4 separate regions of the Homo sapiens genome follow, and all the other regions are linked to region 4. The links are chromatin loops, found by intact Hi-C in ENCODE. Cell type or tissue: IMR-90. All regions are shown on one strand.

The links. Hi-C counts contacts between places; a loop is a spot of excess contacts. Peaks named below come from ENCODE experiments on the same cell type or tissue, not always from the same donor. Only the 100,000 strongest peaks of a DNase experiment are listed, where the experiment ranks them.
Region 1: it touches region 4 in a loop (3-fold over the local background); 3 of 110 quality-filtered maps call a loop at or near these places.
Region 2: it touches region 4 in a loop (5-fold over the local background); 11 of 110 quality-filtered maps call a loop at or near these places.
Region 3: a loop joins it to region 4, with 4 times the contacts of the local background. A loop is called at or near these places in 3 of 110 quality-filtered maps.

What each region holds. Positions count from the first base shown.
Region 1 is chr5:8,753,252-8,761,251 of GRCh38, reverse strand. It overlaps LOC101929307 (a long non-coding RNA gene), which reads left to right. Exons shown (of 3, transcript XR_007058687.1): 3 at 3,002-4,848. Among named protein-coding and RNA genes, the nearest start is that of LINC02199, 82 kb to the left of the region's middle. In IMR-90, a CTCF peak has its summit at 4,553 (motif pointing left); a DNase peak (open chromatin) is centred at 4,561.
Region 2 is chr5:9,204,093-9,212,092 of GRCh38, reverse strand. All of the region lies in intron 8 of SEMA5A (semaphorin 5A), which reads left to right. Among named protein-coding and RNA genes, the nearest start is that of MIR4636, 150 kb to the right of the region's middle. In IMR-90, a CTCF peak has its summit at 4,073 (motif pointing right); a DNase peak (open chromatin) is centred at 4,082.
Region 3 is chr5:10,026,670-10,034,669 of GRCh38, reverse strand. No RefSeq gene overlaps it. Among named protein-coding and RNA genes, the nearest start is that of LINC02112, 130 kb to the right of the region's middle. In IMR-90, a CTCF peak has its summit at 3,984 (motif pointing right); a DNase peak (open chromatin) is centred at 3,979.
Region 4 is chr5:9,153,366-9,161,365 of GRCh38, reverse strand. It overlaps SEMA5A (semaphorin 5A), which reads left to right. Exons shown (of 23, transcript NM_003966.3): 12 at 6,671-6,878. Among named protein-coding and RNA genes, the nearest start is that of MIR4636, 100 kb to the right of the region's middle. RefSeq lists an enhancer at 4,967-5,036. In IMR-90, a CTCF peak has its summit at 4,915 (motif pointing left); a DNase peak (open chromatin) is centred at 4,895; H3K27ac peaks cover 371 bases.

The sequences.
Region 1 (8,000 bases), 400 kb after region 4:
ATATCATTTTACCCCTAGCCCCTCCGAAATCTCATATACCTCACATTTTAAAACAAGTCATGTCTTGCCAACAGTCCCCCAAATTCTTAACTCATTCCAGCATTAACTCAAAAAGCCCATTGTCCAAAGTCTCATCTGAGACAAGGCAAGAGCCTTCTGTTTATGAGCCTGTAAAATCAAAAGTAAGTTAGTTACTTCCTGGAAACAATGGGGGTATATGCATTGGGTAAATACACCCATCCAAGTGGGAGAAATTGGCCAAAATGAAGGGACAGAAGTCCCATGCAAGTCCCAAATCCAGTGGGGCAGTAAAATCTTAAAGCTCCAAAATAATCTCTTTTGAATCCATGTCTCACGTCCAGGTCATGCTGATGCAAGAAATAGGCTCCCATGATCTTGGACAGCTCCATCTCTGTGGCTTTGCAGGGTACAGCCTTTCTTCCAGCTTCTTTCATGGGCTGGTGTTGAGTGCCTGCAGTTTTTCCAGGTGCACAATGCAAGCTGATGGTGGATCTACCATTCTGCGGTCTGGAGGATGGTGGCCCTCTTCTCACAGCTCCACTACCCCAGTAGGGATTCTCTGTGGGGTCTCCAACCCCACATTTTCCTTTCACACTTCTCTAGCAGAGGTACTCCATGAGTTCCCCACCCCTGCAGCAAACTTCTGCCTGGATATCTAGGTGGTTTCATACACCTTCTGAAATTGAGGCGGAGGTTCCCAAACCACAATTCCTGACTTCTGTGCACCCACAGGCTCAAAACCACGTGGAAACTGTCAAGGTTTGTGGCTTGCATCTTCTGAAGCTATGGCCCAAACTGTACCATGGCTCCTTTTAGCATGTCTAGAGCAGCTGGGATGCAGGGCACCAAGTCCCTAGGATGCACACAGCAAGGGGGCCCTAGGCCTGGCCAGGAAACCATTGTTTTCTCCTAAGCCTCTGGGCCTGTGATGGGAGGGGCTGTTGCAAAGTTCTCTGACATGCCCTAGAGGCATTTTCCCCATTGTCTTGGCAATTAATATTTGGCTCCTGGTTACTTATGCAAATTTCTGCAACATGCTTCAATTTCTCCTCAGAAAATGTGTTTTCCTATTCTATCACAACATCAGGTTGCAAATTTTGTGAACTCTTATTCTGTTTCACTTTGAAAAGTGAATGCCTTTAGCAGCACCCAAGCAGCACTCTTGAATGCTTTGCAGCTGAGACATTTCTTCTGCCAGATACCCTAAATCATCTCTCTCAAGCTCAAAGTTCCACAGATCTCTAGGGCAGGGGCAAAATTCTGCCAATCTCTTGTTAAAACATAGCAAGAGTCACCTTACTCCAGTTCCCAACAAGTTCTTCATATCCATCTGAGACCACCTCAGCCTGGATTTCATTGTCCATATCATTATCAGCATTTTGGCAAAGCCATTTGACAAGTCTCTAGGAAGTTCCAAACTTCTCCACATTTTCCTACCTTCTTCTGAGCCCTCAAAACTATTCTAATATCTGCCTGTTACCCAGTTCCAAAGTCGCTTTCGCTTTTTCATGTATCTTTAGAGCAGCATCCCACTGCTGGTACCAACTTACTGTATTAGTCTGTTCTCACACTCCTGATAACGACAAACCTGAGACTGGATAATTTATACAGAAAAAGAGGTTTAATAGACTCACAGTTCCATCTGGCTGGGGAGGCCTCACAAACGTGGCAGAAAGCAAGGAGGAGCAAGTCATGTCTTACTTACATGGATGGTGGAAGGCAAAGACAGAGTGAGAGCCAAGTGAAAGGGGTTTCCCCTTATAAAACCGTCAGAACTCATGAGACTTATTCACTACCATGAAAACAGTATGGGGGAAACCACCACCATGATTTAATTATCTCCCACTGGGTCCCACCCACAACACATGGGAATTATGGGAGCTACAATTCATGATGAGATTTGGGTGGGGTCACAGCCAAACCATATCAGAGAGGCTTCCATGAAGACCTCTGACATGTCCTGGAGACATGCCTTGATGGTTAACATTTAACTCTTTGTTACTTACACAAATTTTTGTATCAGGCTTGAATTTCTCCCCAGAAAATGGGTTTCTCCTTTCTATTGAATTGTCAGGCTGTTGCAGATTTTTCAAAAATGTATGTTCTGCTTCCTCTTGAATGCTTTGCCGCTTAGAAAATTTTTCTGCCAGGTACCCTAAGTCATCCATCTCAAGTTCAAAATTCCAAAGATCTCTAGGACAGGGGCAAAATGCTGCCAGTCTCTTTGCATAGCAACAGTGACCTTACTCCAGTTCCCAAAAAGTTATTATCTCCATCTGAGACCACCTTAGCCTGAACTTCATTGTTGATGTCACTATCAGATATTTGGTCAAAGCCATTCAACAAGTCTGTAGGAAGTTCCAAACTTTTCCACATCTTTCTGTCTTCTTCTGAGCCCTCCAAGTTGTTCCAACCTCTGCCTATTATCCAGTTCCAAAGTCACTACCACGTTTTGAGGTGTCTTTATAGCAGCACCTCACTGTCTGTGGTACAAATTTACTGTATTAGTCCGTTCTCACGCTGCTATGAAGAAATACCGGAGACTGGGTAATTTATAAAGAAAAGAGGTTTAATTGACTCACAGTTTCTCATGGCTGGGGAGGCCTCAGGAAACTTACAATCATGGTGAAGGCACCTCTTCACAGGACTGCAGGAGAGAGAATGAATGCCAGCAGGGGAAACACCAGATGCTTATAAAACTATAAGATCTCATGGGACTCCCTCATTATCATGAGAACAGCATAGGGGAACCCGCCCCCATGATCCAGTGACCTTCACCTAGTCCCACCCTTGACACATGGAGATTATTGCAATTCCAGGTAAGATTTAGGTAGCGACACAGCCAAACCATATCAACAGCCAACATTTTCCTGATGTTCAGACCCTAATATGGACAATAGGGACTATGTATTTCTTACCCACCAAAGGTGTGTTTTGAGAATCTCAAACCAAATTGGAGTAAAATTTTTTTATCCTCCAGGATATAATGAAGGGCAAAGTGTATAATGATATAATTGATATAGAAAAAGAAAGTAAGAAGAGATACTGGAGGGAAGGGAGAGGAAAAAAGGCAAACGTGGAACAATGAATTACAGAACAGGAAGAAGAAGAGAAAAGAAAGGCAAGAAAGGAGGTGAGTAGGTACCTGAGAATATGTTCATTTGGGTAGGAAATTGCTGGTGAACAGAAGGTTGATCTGGGAGCTAAGATGGCTGCAAACTTGTGAATTAAATTTAGAATGTGTTGAGTTGATGTAACAGTGCCATAGTTGTCTGCAGATGCTGTAAGAAAATATCATATATGGGTAGCTTAATCAGCAGGCGTTTGTTTCTCAAGGTCTGGGAGGCTGGGAATTCCAAGGTCAAGGTGCTAGCATATTTGATCCTGGTGAGGGCCCACTTCTTGTCCTGCAGATGGCCACCTTCTTGGTGTGTCCTCACATAGAGGAGAGACGAAGCTCTGGTGTCCCTTCCTCTGCTTATAAGGGCATTACTCATATTATAAAAGCCTCATCCCCCTCACCTCATCTAAATTTAATCACCTTCCAAAGGCTTTCTACCTCCAAATGGCATTGTCTTGAGGTTCAACATATGAATTTTCAGGGGGACACAAACATTCAATCCATTAAAAGTAACAGGACTTCCCAGAGTCAGTCCCTCCATTCCAGTTCAGAATGCAAAATGAGGAAAGCTTTTAGCCTGTCTTGGGCTATATACAAGGAAAACATTGTTTAAAATGTTTGTTTTTCCACACTTTACAACATTAAGAAGTTCTATCACAACCAACCATAAAATAAAGTTCTTTGACTTGACTCCTACTCTTTAAGGGTCTCAGGACCCTAAGTCTGTGCTCCACCCAACAATTTCATTATTGGGCATATGCCCAAAGGAATCATGACACATGTATGTGTCTGTTCATTGCAGCACTATTCACAATAGCAAAGACATGGAATCAACCTACATGCCCATCAGTGATAGACAGGATTTAAAAAAATGTGGTACATATACCATGGAGTATTATGCAGTCATAAAAAAGAACGAGATCATATCCTTTGCAGGAACATAGATGGAGCTGGGGCCATTATACTTAGAGAACTAATGCAGGAACAGAAAAGCAAAAACTGCATGTTTTCACGTATAAGTGGGAGCTAAATAATGAGAACACATGGACACATAGAGGGGAACAACACACACTGGGGTATTTTGGAGGGTGGAAGGTGGGAGAAGAGAGAGAATCAGGAAAAATGACTAATGGGTACTAGGCTTAAAACCTGGATAATGAAATAATCTGTACAACAAACCCCTCTGACACAAGTTTACCTATATAACAAATCAGCGCATGTATGCCTAACTTAAAATACAAGTTAAAAAATTTTGAATTACATACTTTCTTAAAATCTACAATAGGAACATTTAAAACATGAACCTTCAGACCCACAGAAGCTCTGGGACATTTTCTCTTGCCTCCGATGACTCTAAGAGTCCCCACTGCCTAAGTTCCTTTTAAAATGGAGTTTCCTTCATGCTCTGATGGCACCACCTGCTGGAACAAAAATGTCACCTAACACCAAGTGACATGGGCAATCATGCTTGGCACTCTTCTTCCAGAAAATGTTGACATCTAAAGTGACTTATGTTTTACCATCACCAAATTTAAGTTCAAAATTCCATGGGGCATATTAAATATAAATACTTAAGAATAAAGCATCTTACTTTAACAAATTAAATTTCATTCTATTGGCTTGGATGCCTTTTTGTTCAAATCAGCATTGTGAACTACGATAAACATCTAACCTGAACAAAGTTTAGTAATAAATAGCTGATGACATTTCCTGTGTGATTTTTATACATTATTTTCTCAAATGCTTTTACACAACATCTAGGAGGATAGACAAGCCATGGCACATGTCTGGTAAGGTTAGCAGTTCAAATCAGTAGATCAGTGAGTGTTATTACTTTTATTATTTCAACAAATTGTTGAATATATTAAACAAATTATCACAGTGGGTCAATTGGGTCAATAATATTCTTTTATGTTGGGGCCTAGGGAAACTTGGGCCAGAAATTGAAGACAGAGTGGAGCCAAAACTGAAGGGAAGCTGTTTATTAGACAAAATCAACTAGACATTGATGATGTCTCAGTCAGAGTTCTCCAGAGAAACAGAACCAATAGGATGTAGATAGGTAGGTAGATAGATCGATCAATAGACAGACAGAGATAGATTAATAGATTGATAGATCAATAGATTGATAAGTAGGTAGATAAGTAGATACATAGATTAATAGATTGATGGGTAGGAAGTAGATAGATGATAGATTGATAGATAAAGATAGATTAATAGATTGATAGATCATTAGATTGATATGTAGGTCAGTAAGTAGATAGATAGATACATAGATTGATAGGTAGGTAAGTAGATAGATAGACAGATAGAAAGGAAGAGAGTTACTTTGAAGAATAGGCTCACATGATTATGGAGGCTGAGAAGCCCAATAGTATGCAACCTGCAAGCTGGGGGCTCAGGAAAGTGAGTGGTGTAGTTCAAATCCAAACCCGAAGGCCCAGAACCCAGAAGTGCCAATATCTGAGGGAAAAAGATGGGTGTCCCAGGTGAAGAAGAGAGAGTAAATTTGCCTTTTCTCCACCTTTTTGATCTACTGGATTCCTCCAGGGACTGGATGATGCCTGCTCTTATGAATGACAGGTGAGAGTGGATCTTCCTTACTCAGTCCACTGATTCCAGTGCCCATCTCTTCCAGAGACACGTTCACAACCCAGAAATAAAGTTTACCAGTTTTCTGGGCATCTTTCAATCCAGTCAACTTGACACATAAATTTCACCATCACAGCTGATGACTAGAGAGTCACTCTCTCTCTCTCTTTCTCAGTTGCTGCTGCTTTCTTTCTCTCTTTCACACATACACATACTCAGAAACTCATACACACACTCATACATACTCACACATACTTAAACTCACACACACACTCAGAGCTCCGCACCATCTGAAGCTTAGATGGCAGCCCCTGAGGTGGTCTGTCCGTGGGCACAGGGAGAGCTGTCCTGGAGTGCCCTGCAGGAGGGCTCATGCTCATGACACCAGACCTCCAAAGAGGGGACCTGAACAGTTATCCTCACTGCCCACCTCTGCTAGAGCAGGAAGATAAGTTGGAGGATGTTATCTTGTTGTTTATAAACTGTTAATGAGTGAACAGTTCACAGCTCTGTAGTTGGCAGATGGCCGTCAGTATTTGTCATACCCTTTCAGAGCCTCAGTTCAAGATCAAGACCACACATTAATATACACATAGCAGGCCAGGCGCAGGGGCTCATGCCTGTAATCCTAGCACTTTGGGAGGCCAAGATGGGCGGATCATGAGGTCAGGAGATGGAGAACATACTGGCTAACATGGTGAAACCCCATCTCTACTAAAAATACAAAAAATTAGCCGGGCGTGGTGGCGGGTGCCTGTAGTCCCAGCTACTCGGGAGGCTGAGGCAGGAAAATGGCGTGAACCCGTGAGGCGGAGCTTGCAGTGAGCTGAGATCGCGCCACTGCACTCCAGCCTGGGCCACAGAGCGAGACTCCGTCTCAAAAAAAAAAAGAAAAAAAAATATATATATATACACACACACACATAGCAGTGATCCAGAAACCCCTGGTCTGCAACTAATAAATATGTAAGATGATAGATTAGTTAGCCTGATTTAATCATTTTATATTGTAAACTTATATAAAGCATTGCATCGTACCTCATAAATAAATATGAGTATTTGTCAATTAAAAATAAAAATTATAAAAATGAAGCAAATAAAAGCACTTTAGCATTTATTATCTTCTGAAAACATTTCCACCAATGCAAATTTTCTATTTTAAAATGAAGTTTTCTTTTCATTTCTCTTATTCTAACATTCTCCCTAACTACCCTTCTTCCCAATTGGCTTTCTTTTCATTCATTTTGAGATTATTTTCTTTCCACGAAAAAACAATTAGCAAATTCGGAGAGCTTTTGAATCTTACCTCAAGATCCACCATAGGATTGTGCTTTCTTTCCTGTTGGCTTTCACAGAGCTTGTGATGGAGCCACGCTGTGAGGCTGTTTATGCAGCCTGCCCCACTAATTTCCCTCTCACCGTCTGTAGTGAAGACCTTTATCTAACTTTAATACAGCAACACATGATGCTCCTCGATGAAACAGCTTCTTCCTTCAACATATGGTGTGTTCCTCTTCGTTGTCGAAGAATGCCTCCTAATTCTTCTTAGTACAAATTTCTCTTCATGTTTTCTGTACAGATAAACTAAATAGTACTATAACGCTCCTCCTAAGTAAACAGTATGCCACTGGATGATATTTCCAAATTGTATTGTGTATTTTCCTGATGTTTCTTATTTGCAGATTGTGACCAGGTATACTATAGCATCATTGAATGTTTTCATTTCACACTTTGGAGTTTGGACTTCTCAGCAATATTATTTCCTAGTCATTTATTAGAGTTTGATATTGGGATCTGCATACCAACATTTCCTTATATCTACCCACATACTCATCACTATGGAAACAGCTGCCCCAACATGGCATGATCCACTCCGATGTGTACGAATCCCATGACTCTGGCACTTCTTTGTAGGTGCTCCAGGAGAAACTCCTGGCAAAACAGAAGAAACATGAACAGCTGGAAAATACACAGTGAATACCCACATTCTTTATGGTTATATTAAGCAGAACATTATTTTAGACAGAACATACACTCAGCCTTTTAGACCTATGGGTTCCCTAAACCAGGTCAAAAATATGGGAAAAAGAAAAATAGATGGTTGCATCTGTACTCAATATGTACAGGCTATTTTCTTGTCATTATTCTCTAGACATCAAAATATAACAACTATTTGCATAGCATTTATATTGTGTTACATATTATCAGTAATCTAGAGAGGATTTAAAAGATATGAGAAAATGTGTCTTACACACATATTATATGC
Region 2 (8,000 bases), 51 kb before region 4:
AAATGAGGCTTAATAACTCAGCATGAACATCTAATCCACGTAGCCTTATTAACACTCAGAGACCAGCTGGCTTTCCTTCTCTGGTGGAAATGTGTACTTATCCCACTGAGTTCTCCCAGGGAACTCCACAGTGTCCTGCAGTCTCTGAGATTTTGGCCAGGATTTCATATGGAGGTGAACTCACTTGAAATCCACAAGCATTGTCTTTTCAACTGTATCATTTTTTATGAGCTATTATAATTCTAGTTGAGAAAACTCTTCTGGTAACAATGTTAAATTCTGTTTGTTTGAAATACATTGATGATGTTACTCAAGCATTAAGTAGACCCTTGAGGTCTTTAAAATGCAACTATGAACCTTCTAATGATTAATGATAATTTACTTGGAGGATGAAAATCTCCTCCGTGCTTAAGTCAAGGAGAAATTCTTTCTGCTTGTCCTGAAGAGAGGTGCTTTGGGGAGCTCAGTGCTTCTCCTTGGGACCAGGTGCTGACTCTGAACAGCCTGAGCACAGCTAGGGTGGCGTGACTTTGTTGGGCTCCAACCTGGGGACAGTGAGAGCCTGTTTGGAAGGGTATGCACAGCACAGTACCTGGAGGTGTGACTGGTCTGCAAGAGGTGCTCTCTCGACTGACAAGATTCGCTACAGCTGGAAATTCAGAAATGGAAGCAGAGGTCAGAGAACAAGCAAAACAAAGACAAATGAGGATTGGGAATGAAGTATATGTGGGTACCAAAATGCAAGTATTTGTCAAGAAAAAGAAGCTCTGTAAAGCCAGAATAGAATCAAGACTGCATAGTCAGCAGCCTATTTTTTTTTTCCAAATAAGCACCTGGGGAGATGCTTAAAAAGAATGACCTTGTGAACAATAAGTTCTTTTCAGCATTACAAGTCCAAGGCTGATATCTTATTCAAGTTTAAACTTGCTAGGGTGAAGATGAGATGACATGGATGGAAAGTGTGTTGAGCAAAGTTGTGTGACATGTGACACAGCACAATGAGATGCCCTTTTCTAATATTCAGGCCTGATCAAGCCTGTCAGCAGCCATTGCCAGTTGCCTATGCCTTGTGGGATGGCTGCAGTTCAGATATCGTGCTGTAAATCTAATCTTATTATCTTTGAGGGTCAGGAATCATTTTAAATCAATGGCCTCCATGCATATCGCCTGCCTGTCCATGTACTTATTGGAGTATCTGTTACTTGTAGTTATTACACCACCCGCAAGGAAGAGTCGCAGTAGCTATTTACAATATGCTAGGTAGATGGAAGACTCCAAATCCATGTCATCTGCCATCCTTCTTACAACCTCTTAAGGGAGATTGCATTATCCTTCTTCTACAGATGAGCACTATGGGGCTCAGAGGGACTTGCCCCCTGACACAGGCCATACCTGATGCATACCTGAGCTAGCGCTTGAAAACAGATCCACTCCAGAGCTTGCACCCTTCCTCCTTTACAAGCTGCTGACCTTCCCTTTGTTTAGTTGGCACTTTAGGAAATACCAGCGTTACAAATGGCCTCCATCTCTCTCTCCCGATGCCCACATTTTCATGCATGAGCTGCCATGAAGAGGGGTATGTGGACTCTGGAAAAGGTTGAGAGCATTTTCTTGACTGTTGTAGCCTTGCATACATGGTGCAATAAACTGGGGCTGTTAAACCCAAAGTAGAAAAGCCTGTGTGGTAATTTAATGCAGACCTTTATGGGTACAAAAGTGTGGTTAAGTGACATGAGTCAGTTCTTACGGTGCTCTGAAAACACTGTATTGCTCCATCCTGTACATCGAGCACAGAGGGCTTAAAAGCTGGGGAGCCACAGGTCCTCTCCAGTCATGTGAGGAAGCTTCTACACTTGCCAATATACTTGCCAAAGGTCTTTTACTACCTTTAGATTTTAATTTGTGCATTCCAAAAGAAAAGGGATGAGTAAATCTTTCTTTCTCCTGCTACCACATTATGGGGATACTTGCATGAACTGTATATACATGAGTCAAGGAAACCTCATAAAGAATAAATCCACTACAAGAAGGGATGCCTCACTGTAGTGAAGATATCATGCAGACGTGTACTAGAACTGCTAAAACAATTGGGAAATGGCTCAATGTTCATTGTCTAGAGATTCTAGCAGTTTCCTAGTGACAGTCTTGAATCCCTCTTGATGTCCTTGCCTGATGACTAATGTTACCTCCTTTCCTTCTTAAAAGCATCCCAGTTTAGAGCATAAATCATGTTGTCATCTTGTTTCTAAAATGCCCAGATTTATGTGTTTCTATAAATTTGTCTCTATATTATTCTATTGAACTTTTTATTTATCCCAGTCAAGGGCCTCTGACATTTGTTCACTCACTGCCACATATTGGGAAGTCGGCTCCCTGTGTCTTGGTCTTCTTTTTGCCCCAGCTCAGATCAACTCAGGAGACAAAGCCAGAGCCATCATGCACGTTTCCTTATTCTACAGTAGCTTATTGGGAAGAAGTATGATAACAACTGAATAATGTTGGAGCTCAATGTCTTCTTTCAGTAAAATCTTACATGGTTTTCTTTCAGTCTTTTAACATATTTTTTAGGAGTTAAAATATTTACCAGATTTTAAAATTTAAATTAACATTCCAATAAAAACCTTGTATTAATTTGATCTGGCAGATTAAATGATTAATTCTTCAAAGAAGTGAACCTGTAAATTTAAAATATCATCAGAGAAAAATGAACATGGCGAATAGAAATTTTGTGTTTTGACAATTTTCAGAAATATTCATGAAATGATATATAACTAATAGGAGTGTGTGATTTGGCAGAATTTTATAAGAGAGGGCTATGTGCTTGGAATGGAATAAGAGCAGAGTAGACACTAAAGTCTGTCACTTTGAACTAGAACATTTAGACACATATCCAGTTAATAAAACTCCTATTGACCTAAAGATATGGAGAATTGTAGGTGTGAGTTTTGGACTTGTAGGGCGGTGTGAAGAAGTGGTGCTTCTCATTTAGGGGAAGCCAGCCCATTTCCCCTTGGTAAAAGTGGTTCCTACTTGAATCAGCAAATTCATGAAAGTAGTGTATTTTCAATGGGTCATATTCCCCAGGAAGAAGGAAGGAATCAAATGTGCTAGAACTGTCTTTCCACTCCTACTGCAAGGGTCTTAGCAATAACTTTTTTCTGTCAAGGGGCTCAATGAGTGACACACCTGAGGATGCAAGGCCCTGATTGCTGTGAAAATAGTTACCAAGGATGCACTTGGCTCCAACTTCCTACCCCATCCCACACCACACACCCAGGAAACGGAGTGATAAGTTTTTCTTTAAAACTCTTTGGTGTCTCTCCAATGGCAGTTGAAATCCATACTCCTTGTTATGGGCTCCTGGCTTTGCCTGGCTTTCCACCTCCCGTCCTGTTGATCTCTTTGATCCTGACTGTGGCTTCATTCCATTCCTTGCCAGCCTTATGGTCTTCTCCCAGGCTGCTCCTTCTGGCAGGGATGTTCTCTTCCCCCATCCTTGTCTGGGTGGCCCCTTCTCAGCCTCACCTCTGCCCTTTCCCTATTCTCTCCTTTCTGATCCTCTGTTTCTCCCAGCTGCCCTGGCCCTCCATACCCTTGTCCTCACTGTAAGCACTTGTTGATCTGTCTTGTTTGTCTCCTCACACTGCTCTTGAGGGCACGGGCTGTGTCTATCAGTTTACTAAGGAGCACCCAGTGCCCAGGACAGCCCCTTGAGGCAGTGAGGAAATGCCTAGAGCAGTACTCTGGCCGGCTCCAGGCTCGTCTGTAGCATGGTCCCTGCCACTGTGTTTGGTTTCAGGCTTGATGGAATAAGTGTAGATCTTAATTTGATATACGGAATGCATACTCAATGAGTTATCTTATTAATTACTGATACTATTTACTCACATCTGTGTTTATATTAATTTTTGGAGTTATTTTTAATAAATAGAGGTCTGTATTTTGATGATTACCAGCAAAGTGCGTTTGATTCTCACAATGATACTGTATGTTGGATGTTGTTGTTATTCAAAAACAGGAAACAGAGAAAATATACTGGTAAATAATGTGAGTAAATTCACACAGCCAGTAGGTGGAAGTATTGAGCCATGTATACATATATCTCTATACTCATGTATGTGATACACACATATACACAGACACAAATGTGCGCATCCATCTATTAAAATCTATCTATTATCTATCTATCTATGTATCTATCTATCTATCTATCTATCTATCTATCTATCTATCTATCTATCATCATCTGTCTTTTAGTAGAAACCTCAGGAAAAGAACTTTAGCCTACCAGTAGCTTTTAACCTATGTTTAATTTAATTTAATTTTAAGTTATCCGCTTTTAATTTTAATGAATATCTAGATAAAAATAGATTTGCCCTGGAAGCTTCTACAGCAGTTTTATCTACATAAACTGTGACAATGGAAACAATGTACCCAATACAGAGAGGGTCTAAAATCAGGGAATGCTTATGGAAGGCATTTTGTACTGACTGATACCAACAATTTAGGAACAGAAAACTGCTGGCTGTGTGTCACATCTGAATATTGTTTCCGTTAACTCATCTTATTTTTGTGAAATAGCTTGCTATTTAAAAACTCAGCATGGTAGACCAGGGGCAGTGGCTCATGCCTATAATCCCAGCACTTTGGGAGGCTGAAGTGGGCGGATCACCTGAGGTTGGGAGTTCAAGACCAGTCTAACCAACATGGAGAAACCCCATCTCTATTAAAAATACAAAATTAGCCGGGTGTGGTGGTGCACACCTGGAATCCCAGCTACTTGGAAGGCTGAGGCAGGAGAATCTCTTGAACCTGGGAGGCGGAGGTTGCAGTGAGCTGAGATCGCACCATTGCACTCCAGCCTGGGCAACAAGAGAGAAACTCTGTCTCAAAACACAAACAAACAAAACTCAGTATGACTTATTTATGCTCCTAAAATTCTAATGACCTTTAAGCTTTATATATATATATATATATATATATATATATACACTTGATCATTCATTATCATTATGTGAAGTTCTGTTCAACAGAAATTATTCCAAGGGACATTGAGAGTAAATAAATGGTGGCTACTATTTTGCAGTCAAAAGCCACCTTGTGCGACACTTGCCAAAGTCAGGCTGGAAAATGCCTGTACACGATGCCAAAATAATAATAGCCACCATTTATTGGCATCCTGCTATGTATCAGCCCATTTAATTTTCACAGCTTTGCAAACTAGGTCTGATTGTCAGATGCAACAACAGAAAATATCAGATGTCAATGGTCCAACCAGGGCAGAGTCACAGGCATCGTGTACAGGCATTTTCCAGCCTGACTTTGGCAAGTGTCTCACAAGGCGACTTTTGACTGCAAAATAATTTATAATTGACTTTGATTCTAGTAAGATTTTTGTAGAGTTGGGATTCCTTTGTGCCTTTAATATTCATTCCCATTGTGTACAAATATTTTTATATCAAGAACCTATTAAAGATCTGCTCAATGATCAGATCGAGCCATTTGAATATGGTGTACCCCCATATTGATGCTTTAGGCATTGGAATAGAAAGAATATAGAATGGGAGGCTTCTTTTGGATTCTCAGTATTTGGTTTTGCGTGGTCGAAATCTCAAAATTTTTGATGTTTTTCTTCGCATCACTTGTAATTACATATATGGTGAGTCACTTCTCGGTAGTCCTATCTGTATGGTCACTATTATGTAAGTAAATATGCAAAATAAAAGTTCTTATATCATGAAGAAGAATTCTTATTAACATGATATATTTTGTACAACACGGTAATACATAACTCAGTATGTTTTACAAACATTAGAAAAAACAGTTTCTCCATGCATATGTTTACACAGCAGCTGACGTGCCTGTTTTTACTGTGATTTAGTTAGCAACATACCTCAGATCTCTCTTTCATGCACTCCTATCCATTGTAGACAAGAAGAAAATACCTGATTTTCCTTCTGACTTGTTCAATTCACTCAGGAGTGACAGATACTAGTTTGTGGTGGATTGCATTTTGAGAAAAGACAGAACTTAAATAATGGAAGGAAAACAAAATTCATCTTATCATCCTGCCTGGCAAGACTCTAACATCCCCTACTTCCAAATTTATATCAATAAATATAAGAGCTATTTGACTGTCTGTCTTACAATTATTCCCACTTTTTCATTGTCTTTGAAAAAGGAACAGGATGCTAGCCGAATTTCAAGAGGCTCTACTTTTCAAGAAACTGTGTTTCCCGAGTTAATGGCAGGTCACACAGTCAGGGGTCCACCCTCATCCTGAAGGATCAGTGTAGGGCCGCATGATGTGTTTCCAAATGCAGTCTCACTCCCTGACCAACATGACCTGCACTGTGTGGTGAATTAGAGAACAGCACTCACTACACACTGAATACAAATTATTTTGTTGTTTTTGCAAACCAAAAGGAAAACATGTATTTGAGCATTTCTATCTAAAATGGACGTTGTGATCTTATAACATTGGTTCAGGGTGGTTTGGAGATATGGTAGAGGCTCTCTGTGGAAAGAGGAAACTGTGGGTCAGTCTACCTGCCATTGCTCAGTCTTCTCCTTGTCTGCAAAAGTGGATGTGGTTTGCTGGAACAGACACAGGGTACAGAATGACCTCGTGAAAGTCATTTATTGGCTCTCTGAGGCTATGGTTGGCCCTCCTTGAAACACCCTCTGGAGTTGGGTCAAACACTTTCCAACAATGTTCTTGTTTAATAAGTCCTTAAAGTTGTTTCTTCTTCCACTTTTTCTTCTTTCTGTGTCATTCCTGACTTCCATGATAACTGTGGTTTAAAGTTTCATCTCATCATTTATTGTCTCTCTGGTTGGTTCTGAAACCCCCCTTAGACTGTTCCTCAGTAAACCTGCTTACCAGTCTCCATGGAAAGATGACTGTCCAGCCAAGAGCTTACCATTGTTTTTCTAAAGCAGAAAATCAAATCCTGTTGAATATTGCTAGCTTTTGATTGTTTTCTTTTTGCAAGCACTATTTATTTTTTTCAGTATAGTGTAATGCAGTGGTCCCTAAACTTTTTGGGACTAAGAACCAGTTTCATGGAAGATAAGTCTTCCATAAACTGGGGGTGGCAGGGAGGATAGAGGGGATGGTTTAGGGATGAAACTGTTCTGCCTCAGATCATCAGGCATTAGATTCTCATAAGATGTGTACAACTTAGATCCCTCACATGCACAGTTCACAGTAGGGTTCCTGCTCCTATGAGAATTTAATGCTGCCACTGATCTGACGGGAGGCGGAGCTCAGGAGGTAACATTCATTTGCCTGCTGCTCACCTCCTGCTGTGTGGCCTGACTCCTAACAGGCCATGGACTGGTACTGGTCCATGTCCTGGGGGTTGGTGACCCCCGGTCTAATGGATTCAGGACTTTCCATCCCCATCCCCCACTGCTAGTTATGTGAATTTGGACAAGTTATTAAATCTCTGGGCTTTAGTGTCCTCATCTGTGAAATGGGAAGAATAGCACAGCACCTAGCTCTGTGATTCTTGTGAGTTCAATGGGGATATAAAGCACCAAGCACAGATCTTGGCACAAGACTTAGCATTCTACAGATATTAGCTGTTTTTATTATAAACTCATCCTTCAGCTGGAAACCATAAAAGATCTTTCTTCCTTTGTATCTTCTCGTTTTTCAGCTCAGGACTTTTGAGAAACTGGAGCTATTTACTATGTGGTTTTCATGCCATTTGTCCCCAAGTTAATAGCAGAAGTGGGTAATAGTGAGTGTATTTGATAAGTTTTGGTGGACCTCCTGCATGTGTGCTGGTAACCTAAGTCCCGGGCTAGACACACTTGGACCCTTACGCCTTCTCTCTTTGTTTTCCACATTTTAGGAAGGGTTGCTTGTTGCTGTTTTTGTTGTTGTTGTTTGTTTTTAGTACAATTCCCAAACTCTAGTTTTGTTTAGCCAGGGTGCAGGACCCATTCCAAAATAATTTAGACTCTTATTTAGAATTAGACATGCCAGTATT
Region 3 (8,000 bases), 870 kb before region 4:
GATGACAAGAATAAGAAAGCTGCTCTGTGGTGAGGAGCAGGAGAATGGAGCATGCAAGGGGAGAAAGGGGGATAAAGAAGAGAGGAAGACAAAGCTCTCCCAGTTCTTGGTCATTTTCTAGTTACAAGCTGTCATTTCTGAAGAATCCTGTGGAACCTTCTCCTTATAAAAACTCTTGAATAAACTAGCTAAAGTGAGGGTCTATTCCTTTCATAGGAAAAAAGAGGGGAATGCATCCTCATTCTTACAACCAGGATGGTCATCATACCATGTACTCATCCAACAAATGTTTCTTGACCTCTTGCTATATGGAGTCCTCTGCTGCACCCTGGGGATAAAATGGTAAACAAGACACAGCCCTTGCCGTAGGAGGGCCTACCTCAGTCAAATGGGAAATGCACACAAGCAAACGGGCCACTACAGGCCAGTGTGAGAAGGAGTCAATAGAAGGATGCAGTCCTGGCAGGTTGCCCAGCAAGGGCAGGCTTTCAGTGGGCCCACGGGGATGAGGAGGAGTGTGTCAGCCAGGGCCAGGCTAAAGGCAGGATGCTGAGTGCTTCCGGCAGAAAGACCGCGCTCGAGACAGGCCAGTTAACCATGACCATTTTGGGCTCTGTGGCTAACAGTCCCGATTATAGACATTTCTTGCTCTATTACCTACATTTCATGCTAACATAACAAGGATCAGTTTTCACCCTGATACCTGGTGTTACAGACAGCTCAGTCATGGCCTTAATATTATTAGCCATTCTTAATTAAATATATTCTCCAGATAGTACCTGATGGCCATACCTCTCCTTATAAACACTTTTGAAATTTTAACACTCAGAAATTCTAAAAACTATTAACAGTGTATTACTAAAGATTTATTTTGGAAAGGTTGGCTTTTTAGAAGGGCTTAGCAAAGAGTGTTAATTAAAGCTGTTTTCCTACTTTAAAATGTCAGCACACCGGTTACGGGCATTCTCCTTTGGTGTGTGTGTCCTGGAAATGTGTACTAAGATAGTGTCACATGTTTATGGTCCTTCTGTGTATGATTGATCAGATTATTTTTCATCAAAATATACACCCACCTCATTCTATTTTGTTCCTTCTGACAAAAATGCTAGGATTCTTTCCAAGGGAAGATTTTTATTGTCTTCGTCTCAGCCTCTCAAGGACTTTTGTCATTGCTGGTCCCATTCAAGTACAATGACAAATTACTGAGGTCAGTTGACAATACCTATCCAAAGTCCATGATGGAATGTTCTAGAACAGGACCCAGAACTCAATTCTTCAGGCTCCCTCCTTGGTTTATCTCTTAGTTCTTTCTATTATTCTCTTGATTTCCTAATTAATGAAAAAAAACTGATTTTTTTACAGAACAATTTTTTTAACAGAAAGAGTGTATTTAGTGAGAACTATGCTTGTGCTAATTGAGAAATGTTACTGAAATGATCTGATATTAAAAAGCAATGACTTTTAGACTAAAAGAGCCCCATCAGTGACTGCATCCAAACCATTTTTAGTGGAAACTTGCAACCTTTCTCCAATGACCTATGTGACGTTAGACTGTTATGTAATAACTTCAAGCCTCAGTTTTCTCAAGTGTAAAATTGGCTTATTAGACTCGATTATCTGAAAGGTGTCTTCCACTCCAAAATTCTATGACTCTTTACAATGTAGGAAAGAGAGATTGAGGAGCTTGCCTGAGGTACATCCAGCTGCTAAAAAGATACTACCCAGCCTCAGAACTGTAAGTCCAGAGTTCTTTCAACTTTCTAAGGTGTTAAATAGTTTATGACTAAAGTTCTATCTAAGGCACTGTTTTCATTGTTATTCAAAACATAACTGAAATCAATATTTGTCAGATACAAAGGGCAGCAACACGAGAAAAATGATTTTCTAAAAGGTCCCTAGACTCTTAGTACAAGTCCTGACTAAGGCTATATTTAGAATACTCATGAGCTCCATTTGCTATGATGACATCCCTCTCTCTCTTTTTTGTCGTGACCTTCATATTTATAATAGATAGGTTTCTAATATTTTCATTTTAGGTAGTAGTACAGCAATATAAATTAACCCATTTGTTCCTGGAAAATGTGCCATGATCTCATCACTGAAAAGAGAGTAAATGAACAGCTCATCTGAAATGTTTACTGAGGGGTTTGAGGGAGACAGTGCTGTCGAGCATGTTAGGAGTGGCATTGAAGATTGCTGGCTGGGAATATTTGGAAAGAATTGGAGGATGGCTGGGTAGGAGTTGGAGGGGGTAATTGGGAGCACAGTTGGGGGTATAAATTTGAGTCTAGAAAATTTAGATGCCTGTATACACAAAGCCAACTATAATTTGGAATTTATAACTGTATAGTAATATGTAGATGAAGCAAAATTTAATTTAAGTTGACCCTTCAGAATACAGACTCAAAGGGTAACCAAGATTTCAGGGATGATGTTCATCCTATACTTAGAGAGCCCCTGTTGTAACCCCATTCCAACCATGCTCCTCTGCACCAGGTGAGCAGTCTGTGAACAAAAAGGCGGTTCTCACCTTTACCCCCTACCTGACTTTCTTGATCTCATTCTAGGTATCCAAGGCCCTGGTATTCCCTGTCCACACAGATTTTCTTCCAAGCCCTGTATAGATGTCTTTCTCAGATTTGTCCTGTAGAGGGTACCTGTACCTCTGGTGCATGTGTCCCCCAGCCCTGAGGGTGGCTCAAGTTTGGCTGTTTATAGATAGAAGCAGTGATTGAAGCTTGGATGAGAGGCGGGAGTGGTCATACATAGGCTGGCACATGAGCAATTTTGAGAGCTTAAAGAATCCTTAAACTTGAAGTTTGGCCTTCTGAGTCATTTGAAGCTATATTTGCCAAAGTAGTATAAGAAAAGATTATTTAGGAGTTTGCCTGATTCATGAATAACGTGTACCTATTTAGACATAAAAGCACGTGGGCCTCCATGGTTCTCTTTCCCTGTGAATGATAGGATACACCTGATATTCAGAATACTTAGTGGGGAGAGGGGTGGAATAATATAGCAGAATAGAAGACTCCATGGATCATTCCCTCCCACAAGGACAACAATTTAACAACTATCTACGCACAAAAAAAAAAACCTCATAAGAACCAAAAATCAGGTAAGCACTCACAGTACCTTGTTTTAACTTCATATTGCTGAAAGAGGCACTGAAGAGACAGAAAAAACAGTCTTGAATTGCTGACATCCCCCATCCCCCACCATCTAGCAGTGAGGTGAGGTGTGGAAAGCATTTCTGTGCACTGGGGGAGGGAGGGTGCAGCAATTGTGAGGCATTGGACTTAGTGCTGTCCTGTTACAGCAAAGAGGAAAACCGGAACAAACTCAGCTGACATCTGCCCACTGATGGAACATTTAAACCAGCCCTAGCCACAGAGGAATCACTGATCCCAGCAGTCAGAACTTGGGTTCTTGCAAGCCACACCACCATGAGCTAAAATACTCTGGGGCCCCAGATAAGCTTGAAAGGCAGTGTAGGCCACAGGGACTGCAACTTCTAGGTGAGTCCTGGGCCCAGAGCCAGTGGCCTGGGGGGACACATAAGCTACTGAGACAACAGCTGGGGTGGCTAAGGAAGTGCTGGCATCACCCCTCCCCTAACTGCTGGCTGCACAGCTCACCCACTCGAAAAGAGACCCCTTCATTTTGCTTGAGGGGAGGAGAGGGAAGAGTGGGGAGGACTTTGTCTTGCATCTTGGATACCAGCTCAGCTAGAGCAGAATAGGGTACCAGGCAGAGTCATGAGGCCCCTTTTCCAGGCCCTAGCTACTGGACAACATTTCTAGACACACTCTGGGCCAGGAGGGAACCCACTGCCTTGAAGAGAAGAACTCAGTCCTTGCAGTATTCATCACCTGCTAACTGAAGAGCCTTTGGGCCCTGGATAACCAACAGCCATACCCAGGTACTATGTTGAGGGCCTTGGGTGAGCCTTGGACTTGCTGGCTTCAGGTGAGACTCAGTACATTACCAGTTGGGGGAGCTATAGGGCAAGACTCCTTCTGCTTGAGAAAAGCAGAGGGAAAAGTAAAGGGGACTTTGTCTTGCACCTTAGGTACCAGCTCAGCCACAGGTGCTTAGAGCAGCAAGCAGGCTCTTGGACTCCCTGATTCTAGGACTTGACTATTGGATGGCATTTCTGGACCTGCTCTGGGTCAGAGGGAAGCCCAGTGCCCTGAAAGGTGAGTCCCAGGCTAGGCAGCATTCACCACGGGCTGACTAAAGAGCCTTGGGGCCTTATGGGAACATTGGCAGTAGTCTGGCAGTACTCCTTGTTGCCAGGGGTGGCAATGGCCACCACAGTGGGGCAAGGCTCCTCTGCTTTTGGAAAGAGGAGGAAAGAGTAGGAAGGACTGCATCTTGTGGTTTGAGTGCCAGCTCAGCTGCAGCACAATAGAACGCTTGATAGATTTCTAAGGTTTTTGACTCTGGTCCCTGGCTCCTGGATAGCCCCTCTGGACCTGTCTGGAGCTTGAGGGGAACTTGCCATCCTGAAAAGAAGGACACAGGCCTGGGTGACTTTGGCACCTGCTGATTGCAGAGCCCCAGGGCCTTGGCAGAACCTAGGCAGTAGCCAGGGAGTGGTTACAGGTCTTGGGCAAAACTCAGTGCAGTCCTAATGGTGGTGGCCACAGGGGTGCTAGTGTCACTCTATGCCAAGCTTCACGTGGCTCAGAACAGAGAGAAAGCCTCTGTTTGTTTGGGAGAAACTAAGAGAAAAGAACAAGTCTTTGCCTGGTAATCCAGGCAGATTCTACCGGATCTTGTTCAAGACCATCAAGGTGGTACCTCAATGGGTCTGCAAGAACCACAGTGTTACTGGGCTTGAGGTACCCCCTAAAGCAGATATAGCTTAGATCATAACACCCAAGTCCTTTAGACTATCTGAAAAGTCTTACCAAGAATGACAGGTGAAAACAAGCCCAGACTGTGACGATTACAATTAATACCTAACTCTTTAATGCCCAGACACAGATGAACATCAAGTATCAAGGCAACCCAGAAAAACATGACCTCACCAAATAAACTAAATAAATCACCAGGGAACAATCCTGGAGAAACAAAGATATGTGACCTTTCAGACAGAGAATTCAAAATAGCTGTTTTGAGGAAACTCAAATTCAAGATAACAGAAGAAATTTAGAAATTATCAGATACATTTACCAAAGAGATTGAAATAATTAAAAAGAATCAAGCAGAAATTCTGGAGCTGAAAAATGCAGTTGACATGTTGAAGAATATATCAGAGTCCTTTAATAGCAGAATTGACTAAGCAGAAGAAAGAATCAGTGAGCTTAAAGACTAATTCTATTATTTGCAAATAGTGAACTATTTGAAAATACACAGAAGAGACAAAAGGAAAAAAATATAAAGCACACCTACAGGATCTAGAAAATAGCTTCAAAAGGGCAAATCTAAGAGTTATTGGTCCTAAAGAAGGAGTAGAGAAAGAGATAGGGGTAGAAAGTGTATTAAAAAATAATAATAACAGAGAACTTCCCAAACCTAGATACCTAAGGTTTGGTGTCATAGAACACTAAGCAGACTTAACCCAAAGAAGACTACCTCAAGGCATTTAATAATCAAATTCTCAAAGGTCAAGGATAAAGAAACGATCCTAAAAGCAGCATTAAAAAAAGAAAGAAATAGCATACAGTGGAGGTCCAGTACTTCCAGCATCTGACTTTTTACAGGCCAGGAGAGAGTGACATGAAGTATTTAAAGTGCTGAAGAAGGAAAAAACCTTTTACCCTAGAATAGTATGTCCAGTGAAAATATCCTTCAAACATGAAGGAGAAAGAAATACTTTTCCATGCAAAAGCTGAGGGGTTTCATCTGTCCTACAAGAAGTGCTAAAGGGAGTACTTCAGTCGGCAAGAAAAGGATGTTAATGAGCAGTAAGTAATCACCGAATGAAGGCACACAACTCACTGCTAATAGTAAATACACAGAAAGACACAGAATATTATAACACTGTAACTGTGTTGTGTAAACTACTCTTATCCCAAGTAGAAAGACTAAATGATGAACCAACCAAAAATAACTACAACTTTTCAAGACAGACAGTACAATAAGATATAAATAGAAACAACAGAAAATTAAAAAGCAGGGGAAGAAAATTAAGGTGTAGAGCTTTTATTGGTTTTCTTTTTGTTTATGCCAACAGTGTTGTTATCAGCTTAAAACAATGGGTTTTTAGATAGAATTTGCAAGCCTCATGGTAATCACAAACCAAAAAAAAAAAAAAAAAATACAATGGATACACAAAAAATAAAAAGCAAGAAACTAAATCATACCATCAGAGAAAATCACCTTCACTAAAAGGAAGATGGAGGAAAAAAAAGGAAGAGAAGACCACAAAACAACCAGAAAACAAATAACAAAATAACAAGAGTAACTCCTTACTTATCAATAATAACACTGAATGTAAATGAACTAATCTCTCCAACCAAAAAGACATACAAAGGCCAAATGGATAAAACAAGCCCATTTGATTTGTTGTCTACAAGAAATGCACTTCATGTATAAAGACAGACTAAAAATAAAGGGATAGAAAGATATTCAATGTCAATGGAAATCAAAAAGCAGGAGTACCTATACTTGTATCAGAAAAAATAAGTTTCAAGACAAAAAACCATAAGAAGAGACAAAGAGGGTCACTATAGGATGATAAAGCGGTCAACTCAACAAGAGGATATAACAATTTTAAACATATATGCACCTAACATGGGAGAACCCAGATATTTAAAGAAAATATTATTAGAGATAAAGAAAGAGATGACCCCCAATGCAATAACAGCTGGAGACTGTAACACCCCAGTTTCAGCATTTGACAAATCTTCCAGACAGAAAATCAATAAGGAAACATCAGACTTACTCTGCATTATAGATCAAATGGATCTAATTAATATTTACAGAACATTTCATCCAACGACTAACAGAACATGTGGATATGGCAAAAGTGGTACTAACAGGAAAGTTCATAGTATAAGTGCCTACATCAAAAAAGAAGAAAAACTTCAGATAGATAACCTAAGGATGCATCTGGAAGAACTAGAAAAGCAAGAGGAAACGAAACCCAAAATTAGTAGAAGAAATAATAAAGATCAGAGCAGAAATAAAATTAATTTAAAATGAAGGAAACAATACAAAACATCAGTGAAACAAAAAGTTGGATTTTTGAAAAGTTAAAATTGACAAACTTTTAGCTGGACTAAGAAAAAAGATTGAAATAAATCAGAGATGAAAAAGGAGACATTATGACTGATACCAGAGAAATTCAAAGGATCATTAGTGGCTACTATGAGCAGCTATATGCCAATAAATTTGAAAATCTAGAAGAAATGGACAAATTCCTAGATATATACAATCTACCAAGATTGAACCAGGAAGAAATCCAAAACCTGAACAGTTCAATAACAAGTCATGAGACTGCAGTCAGAATAAAATGTCTCCCAGTAAAGAAAAGCCCAGGACCCCAGGGCTTCCCTGCTTAATTCTACCAAACATTTAAAGAACTAATACCAATCCTGCTCAAAGTATTCCAAAAAATAGAGGCGGAGGGAATACTTTCAAACTAATTCTACAAGGCCAGTATTACCCTGATGCTCAAACAAGACAAATCAAGAAAAGAAAAGTACAGGTCAATATCTCTAATAAATTTTGATGCAGAAATCCTCAACAAAATGCTAGCAAACCAAATTCAACAACACATTAAAAAGATCATTCATCATGACCAAGTAGGATTTGTTCCTGGGATGCAAGGATGGTTCAACATATGGAAATAAATCAACATGATACATTATATCAATAGAATGTAGGACAAAAAACAAATGATCATTTTAATTAATGCTGAAAAAGCATTTGGTAAAATTCAACATCTCTTCATGTAAAAAACACTCAGAAACCTGGGTATAGAAGGAACATACCTCAACATAACCAAAGGCCATATACAACAACCCGACAGTTAGTATCATACTGAA
Region 4 (8,000 bases):
GTCACCATTGGACAGTGCTAGTCTAGATAAACCCTTTCGGTTCCTACCTCCTAAACCTCAGTGCTTGAGGGTTTTTGTGGGGATCCTAATTGCTATTGCTGCTTCCCCAGTTCCCGCGTTCAGGTCACTGCGTTCCCATGAAATGCATTAGGAATTTATCCTGGTAGCTTTACTTACTGCCACATTCTGCTCTAAGAACAGTATTTCATTCAAACTCCCATTAAAAAAAAAAAATTCCCCACTAAAAAACACATTTCTCTTTCCAGTTATTCTTCCCACAGTGTACTTAGTAACTTATTTGTTCCAGGACATGAACACGTTTTCCTGTGGGATGGGGACTGGGAATATAAGATTCAGTGTTTCATGGGTCATTTCTTGTGGCTGGAATTCTTTGGGGGTAATTTCTTTTTGTCCTTTTCAAGTTACACTCCTGTCTTTTGATAAGCATTGTGTAAACATTTCTTCTCCAGTAGTCATGTTTCCAATGGAATCTACTACTGTTTTGTGTGACAGTGTGCAAACTTTACCTTTGTAAACTATTTTCATTTATGACCTTTGCTTTTTCTTTTGGTCATTTTCCTAATGACTCAGATTGTAGAGGTTGAAGGGACCATCTCTGTCATTATGGTAATCCAGTTTTACCTCTGCATTTTATACCTGACATCAGGTTTACTCCTGGTCTTCTTTGACTGCATTGGTCACCAGCAAAAAATATATATATATTAAGAATTGTTTAGACCTACAATGTAGTGATCTGTGCCGAGGAGGGTTCTCTTCTTCTCATTGGCAGGCATGCCACTGAAGCCCTTTGCTTGTTCGAGAGTTGGTCTGGTGACAGCATGTTATGTGGTCCTTGTTTCTTTAGGAAATCATCCTTTTATCTTATTCTCAGAAACACCAACATTTAATTATACACATAACTTCTACTCATCTATAGTTATGTGAACTTTTCTTTGCATGTTACTCTCTTTAAACAGTTGGTTTAAGGGAGCAGGAAGGTCCTTCACTGTTTGCCCAAGGATGCTCGAGTCCACCTTGTATGTACAGAGGGAGGGGGTCATTGAGGCCAGAAGAACATATTGCCTTCTGACACAGATGTGCCTCTGCTTGTCCTTGAGATGGATGACAGACAAAGTCTTCCAATGGAGGAGAATGCTGACTTTTCTTTCTTTATTTCTTCTTAACAACAACAATAGCAAAACAGGATACATATGCAGAATGTGCAGATTTGTTACATAGGTATATGTGTGCCATGGTGGTTTGTTGCACCTATTGACCTGTCTTCTAAGTTCTTTCCCCTTACTCCCCTTCCCCCAACAGGCCCTGGTGTGTGTTGTCCCCCTCTCTGTGTCCATGTGTTCTCAATGTTCAACTCCCACTTAAGAGTGAGAACATGCGGTGTTTGGTTTTCTGTTCCTGTGTTAGCTTGCTGAGGATGATGTCTTCCAGCTTCATCTATGTCCCTGAAAAGGACGTGATCTTATTGCTTTTTATGGCTGCGTAGTATTCCATGGTGTATATGTACCACATTTTCTTTATCCAGTCTATCATTAATGGGCATTTGGGTTGGTTCCATGTCTTTGCTATTATAAATAGTGCTGCAATAAACATATGTGTGCGTGTGGCTTTATAGTAGAATGATTTATTTTCCTTTGAGTATATACCCATTAATGGGATTGCTGGGTCAAATGGTATTTCTGGTTCTAGATCCTTGAAGAATCATCATACTGTCTTCCACAATGGTTGAACTGTTTACATTTTCACCAGCAGTGTAAAAGCATTCCTATTTCTTCACAGCTTCACCAGCATCTGTTGTTTCTGGACTTTTTAATAATCATTCTGACTGGCATGAGATGGTATCTCATTTTGGTTTCGATTTGCACTTCTCTGATGATCAATGATATTGAGCTTTTTTCAGCATTCATTAGAATACTGACTTTCTTTTCATTGCCCTCCAGTTGGCTAAGTTCTATGACTTCTAGAAGAGCGGATAGAAAAAAAGGACAATGCAATCAAAGCACAACTACCTCTTCCCCTGTTTCAGTCTGTATCCTCAGTAATAGCCTTATAATTAATGTTCACTGTGGAGTCCATTGTTATAATCCTTTATTTCATTCATCAACATTGAAGTGAAAAGGCATTTCATGTCTAACCAGTTCATAGAAAATATGTATCAGTTCTGTTCTCTAAAACTCAATATCGTCACCTATAAAGTAGGAATATGTTGCTACATATATCCAACATATCTTCACTAGCTTGCCAAGATGATCAAAGGAGATGTGATGTAATAGGGCTGCCATATATAGCAAATATAAATACAGGCTGCACACTTAAATTTGAATTTCAGATAAATCATGAATAATATTGAATAGTGCATACTAATACTAAAATATTATTCATGTTTATCTGAAATTCAAATTGGCAGCCTGTATTTAATCTGGTAACCCTAGAATATAACATCCCTTCTCTTCTGCTAAGATGAGACAAATATGTAGTGAAGTATAATATTTAATGATGTTTTCATGTAATTACAAGTATTTGTGTCTTTTGAATAATAACCATATCAACACTAATGGATATTTAAAGTCTTGAAGTAGCTCTGTCCCTTTCATGATGAGTATCTATAGTTTTCTATTTGAGAGAGAAACTATAAATAGATGACACTCAGATTTGTGTCCATAGCATAATGAGTAGGGGACATTTTCACAAATGGCAAATACTATGAGAGTTTGCACTGAAGCAGTGTCCATTCTGAGCATCCTCTGGTCAGCACTGATTCTGCAGCTCCACCTCACATTGTCGTCTCTCCTTGGGAAGGGGAACTGAAATGGACAGGAAATGCCTATTTTTTTTTTTTTTTTACTTGTTGATCTCTGAATGTTAAAGAATGATTAAGAAGATTTTACATATTTCTGGCACTTTTTTTCATGCAAATAACTTTGGTTAGAGTATTAAATTTCAGAAGTATAGAAGTTTTGTATGGCTTTATTTCTTGTGGCAAATTTTCGGAGTTAATATTTTCTTGGATGAAACCAATTCTTCATTCATATTTAGTTTATGACATCTTGGGTTGAAATCTTTCCATATTGGTGAAATTCATGTTTGTTGTTTCACCTTCACACTGACTAATATCATAACTCCTGCTAGAGATTATAATGGGAAAAATATTAATCAGCGCTCTTTAGCAAATGTGGGAGTAATAATGACATTCTCATTCCAGGCTGGCTACACTTCTTTCCCTCACTCATTTGTTCAGTCTTTCAGCAGAATATATTCATGAAACATCTAATCTCTACTGGCCCTAATAGCAGCCACTACACATACATCATATGACACAACTGACATAGTTCTTTTCCCTATGGAGCCTAAGATCAAGTGTAAAAACCACAAAACAAGTAAGTTAGTAACTAAAACCATGGTAAATGTTGTAAAGTAAAAACAGCAACCAAATACAAATAGCTTTGCAAGATCCACCAGGGTCCTGCTATTGTCCTCCTATGTCAAATAGAAATCTATGGGGTTTTTCGGGGTGTCTCTTCTATAGGGCCATCTCTGTCTTTCTGCCACTGAAAGAAAATAACATTGTCATTTGTCACCTCAGGCAAAGGAGCTGCATGTCCAGGGTATGCCACAATCACAGGCTCTTGGGCTGCAAGTGCTTCCTGGTGGCCGTTGCCAGAGCACAGAGAGGCACAGGCAAGGATGGAGGCATGAAGGAGCATGGGGCCACCATGTGCATGCCTGGAGCCTGCCTCTAGATGCAGTGAGATGTGGGTGACAGAGGTGTAGAGGAAGCTGCAGGAGTGGCAGGGATGACAGGGGCGGGTGGACGAGAACTAGGTGAGCTGTGGGTGACAGGGAAGGAGAGGTCCCATCATCGGCCCTGGGATTATGGTGCTGCTGTCCCTTAGACAAGGTCACAGGAGGTGGGACATGCTGGTAGGCCACATGGAGAGTCAGGGAGGCCTGTCAAGTTTCTGGTGTCTCCAGTCCCTAACGGTTGAGTTGCAGATACAGAGCCAACATTCAGCTTTGAAGACAGATCCCGGCTTTGAAGACAGACCCTAGGGTAATCATGAGGACAGGGGATGAGAAGGCTGTGACCAAACATGTGAGCATGCAGGAGTTCAGAACAAGGGCAGGGCACAGGCAGGGGAAGGAAGAGCTTCAAGGAGACAGGAAGGGTCTTTGTGTGCTAAACCTGATGCAGAGGGAAGGGGGAACTGTGGAGGGGACTCGTCACATGACTAGACACTCCAGGGAGTGAAGGATGCACGGTCATCCATTGTGGACCAGCATGCAAGCCCACGCTGAGCACTTTGCTCTGAAATGCTAAGCCCTGTAGTTTTGTTAGTTCCCACTAGTTGGAAAATCAGATACAAGGTATGCAGAAATATGCAGTAAAAGTTTATGATCAAAGATGGCTCACTCTTTTAAGTCAAACTATCACAGATCTTTAAAAATTTGATTCTTTCCACAATTACTTAAGAATTTGAAATACATATGAGCATATTGACATTTGGACTGTTGTTAATTTGGGCAGGTTTCTCAGAATCATAATCCTTCAACAAAATAAATAATAAACAGCAATGAGTCTTTGTTAAATTCTCAGATAGGCTATAGTTCTGTAAACTCTGTTTCCCATGCCACTCTAGGCTGGTGAACAACTAGTGTGACGCTGGTCACAGCACAGTGATCCTCCAGCTGGATCCTGACTCTAGGCAGGCCACCCACCCCTGAACTTCTATGAAAGCTCCTGTTTCACCCAGGGGTCTCTCACATAAGTTCTCCCATGAGCCTTGCTTCCCCTGCCTCCCTCCTAACATGTGTCTCAGATGATGTCCTCTTGTGTAATGATGTCGCAAAGGCAGCCACAGGCTCTATGCCCATCACTGCTCCACAGGAAGGCTGACACCTCCCTCTGCTGGTGCCTCATGGGGACCTCCTTGCAGGGCCTGTGGCTGACACATGTGAGCTGATGTCACCTTCCCTGAAGCCCCCATCTTGTCCCTGTTAGTTCCTTGGTGCTGTGTAAGTTTATTGACTCTTCGCTGTACCCCAGGCAGAGAGACCTAAGAATCATTGAGGCTGAATTTTCCAACAAGCTTATGAACTGTGATGTCCAAGTCAAAATTAATTTGAATTATAGAATTAAGACATAAATTTTTTCTTACATGCTTACATCTGTGAACTGTGAATTTGCTAAAATGTCTGCCTCTCTACGCCACAGCTGCCCCTTTCTCTTCCCTCTCTCGTTCTCTCTTTTGTCCTCACCCTTTTACATGAACACAAATACATGCTCTTTCCTCAAGATCATTTTAAAATCTTCCCCGCATATAGCATACTTCAGTGTATGATTGACCTTTTTAAAAAGTAGCATATTTAACCAGTTAGCTTAAAATGAAAGCAAGCAATTGTTTGCCAATACTGTCTACATGATTTTTCAGTCAGTGTATAATCAGAAAATGCTCACTGGAGATGTTTCAGATATGCTTTTTAAAGTAAATTCAGGCTAAAACATGTCTGCTTATGTATTTTTTTAAACACAAATAGCCTCCATCTCTATGGCTTTCATAGAGAGAGAAAAATGTAAAGTATTTTATCCAAGGTCTTTTGCAATGAATTGCTTGATAGGAGGCCTTGAAGTCAAATATTCTTGACTACTTCTGGTTTTAGAATAACTCCTTAAACTCATTTTCTGTGTTTGCAAAATAAGAACCATGATGTTTTGAAACTCGGGATCATGGAAGGTTTTATTCAGTCAGGGCCTTCAGGATGATTCCAGGTACTTGAGTGGATCTCTAAGCGGCTTCCAGAAGGCTGGATTTCATGCCTGGGATTTGCAGGGTGTCAGCAAGGAGTTGCGGGGTGCAGCACAGGGTACCTGGGAGAGCAATGTTCGTTTCAACTGTGTGTCCCCCTAAGCTGGGAAGGCTGCATGGCTCAGGGGCCGCTCACCCTCCAGCAGTGCTAGCAGTCAAGCAGATAAATAAGTGCACAGAAACACCCAGGGAGCAAGAAGCCTGGAGCGGGGAGGGCTTGGATCAGGCCAGAAATTAATACTCAGAAGCACAAGAAAGAAAGTTTGGAGGAGTTGAGCCCAAGAAAATCATCCCAAAGAGCAAGCACTAGGAGGAAAGAAGGAGCTAATGTAGACAGAGGAGAGAGGGAGATGGAGGAGGGTGTACTTCTCGTGGCAGGAAGGAGGAGGGGGCATCACAGTCGTACTGGATATTTGAAGCTGCCAATCACATTGCATTTTCCTTGCCCTGCTGGGCACCAAAATCAGCATCTCTGTCACTAAGAATCCAAGATCGTCCCTTGAGGGTCTTTCTTTCCTGATGTTTTCCATGGGATGGCACAAAGCTTGCTACTTTGAGCTCTCCATCCCGAGACTTGGAACTGGAAGGGTCCAATCGGACATGATTAGTCCTCATCCCTTGCTACATGAGAGCATCATTTTAAAAGATACTGCTGCCTGGGCCCCACATCCAGTGCAGCTGACCTAACTGGTCTGCAGTGGTGTCCAGGTGTACTGTTTTTGAAGGATGCTCAGATGGCTTTCCTGGCTGAAGATCCATGGCTGCATACACAGCACACTCTGTTTAACCAGGGATTGGTTTGTGAGACCCTCTGACCTTGTTTCCTTTTCATCCTGTGACCTTCATAGATTACGGAACCATTAAGAAAGTGCGGGTACCCCTGAATCAGACCTCAAGCAGCTGTTTGCTGGAAGAGATTGAGCTCTTCCCTGAGAGGCGGAGGGAGCCCATCAGGAGCCTGCAGATCCTGCACAGCCAGAGTGTCCTGTTCGTGGGCCTGCGGGAGCACGTGGTCAAGATCCCCCTGAAGAGGTGCCAGTTCTACCGCACACGCAGGTAGGGCATCTCCGGGGTCAGGATGCACTGGTGTGTGTGTGAAGGGCCCACCCAGAGAGAGCCAGGGAGGCTTCAGATGCCCTGAAGTTGAATGGCCTCAGAGCCACCCTTCATGCCTCTGAGAGTCCTGTGCTCTAGGATGCAGAGCTTTCATTAAAATAGATTCACTGTGATGAGAATAACCCACCAGTTCTCCTCAGAGGAGGAGCCACGTTATAATACCTGTAAGAAGTTGTCAGGGTTAAAATAAATTATTCAGTGCCTTAGAACACTCAGTGGTAATACTGATATTTGATGACTGTATTAATATGTTAATCTGGCACAAGCTTATATATATGTATATATATATACACACACACACATACATACATACACACACATACACACACACACATATATATATATATATATATATATATATATATTTTTTTTTTTTTTTTTTGAGACACAGTCTCACTCTGTCACCCAGGCTAGAGTACAATGGTGAGACCTCAGCTCACTGCAACCTCTGGCTGCCAGGTTCAAGTGATTCTCGTGCCTCAGCCTCCCAAGTAGCTGGGAATACAGATGTGTGCCATCATGCCTGGCTAATTTTGGTATTTTTAGTAGAGACAGGGTTTCACCATGTTGGCCAGGCTGGTCTTGAACTCCTGACCTCAAGTGATCTGTCCACCTCTGCCTCCCAAAGTCCTGGGATTACAGGCTTGAGCTACTGCACCTGGCCTCAAGCTTGTATTTTATTTGAATATAGAAATAACAAAAAATATTATAAGGTATACGTCCTTCTCGACCACAGCTCATATGCTGATAACCCCTTGAGAAGAAGGAGTGGTTGATGTTGCTGCAGTGGCACCCACTTTCCGGGACACCCCCCCCTCCCCCGCCACTGTCCTTGGCACCAGCTCCCCTGGAGTGCTGCTTCTCTCCTGAGCCTGCAGAGAGGGTAGGGAGGGAGGTCTCCAGCCACAGGGAAACCCAAGAGTCATTGCATCTTCCTTCACCCTCAGGCCAGTCTTATCTTCCGTGGGACATCCACGATCAACCACAGTTGTGTTTAAAGTTTAATTTGGAAACATGTTGGCCCAGGTACTTAGGAAATGAAAAAGTACTGTATACATCACA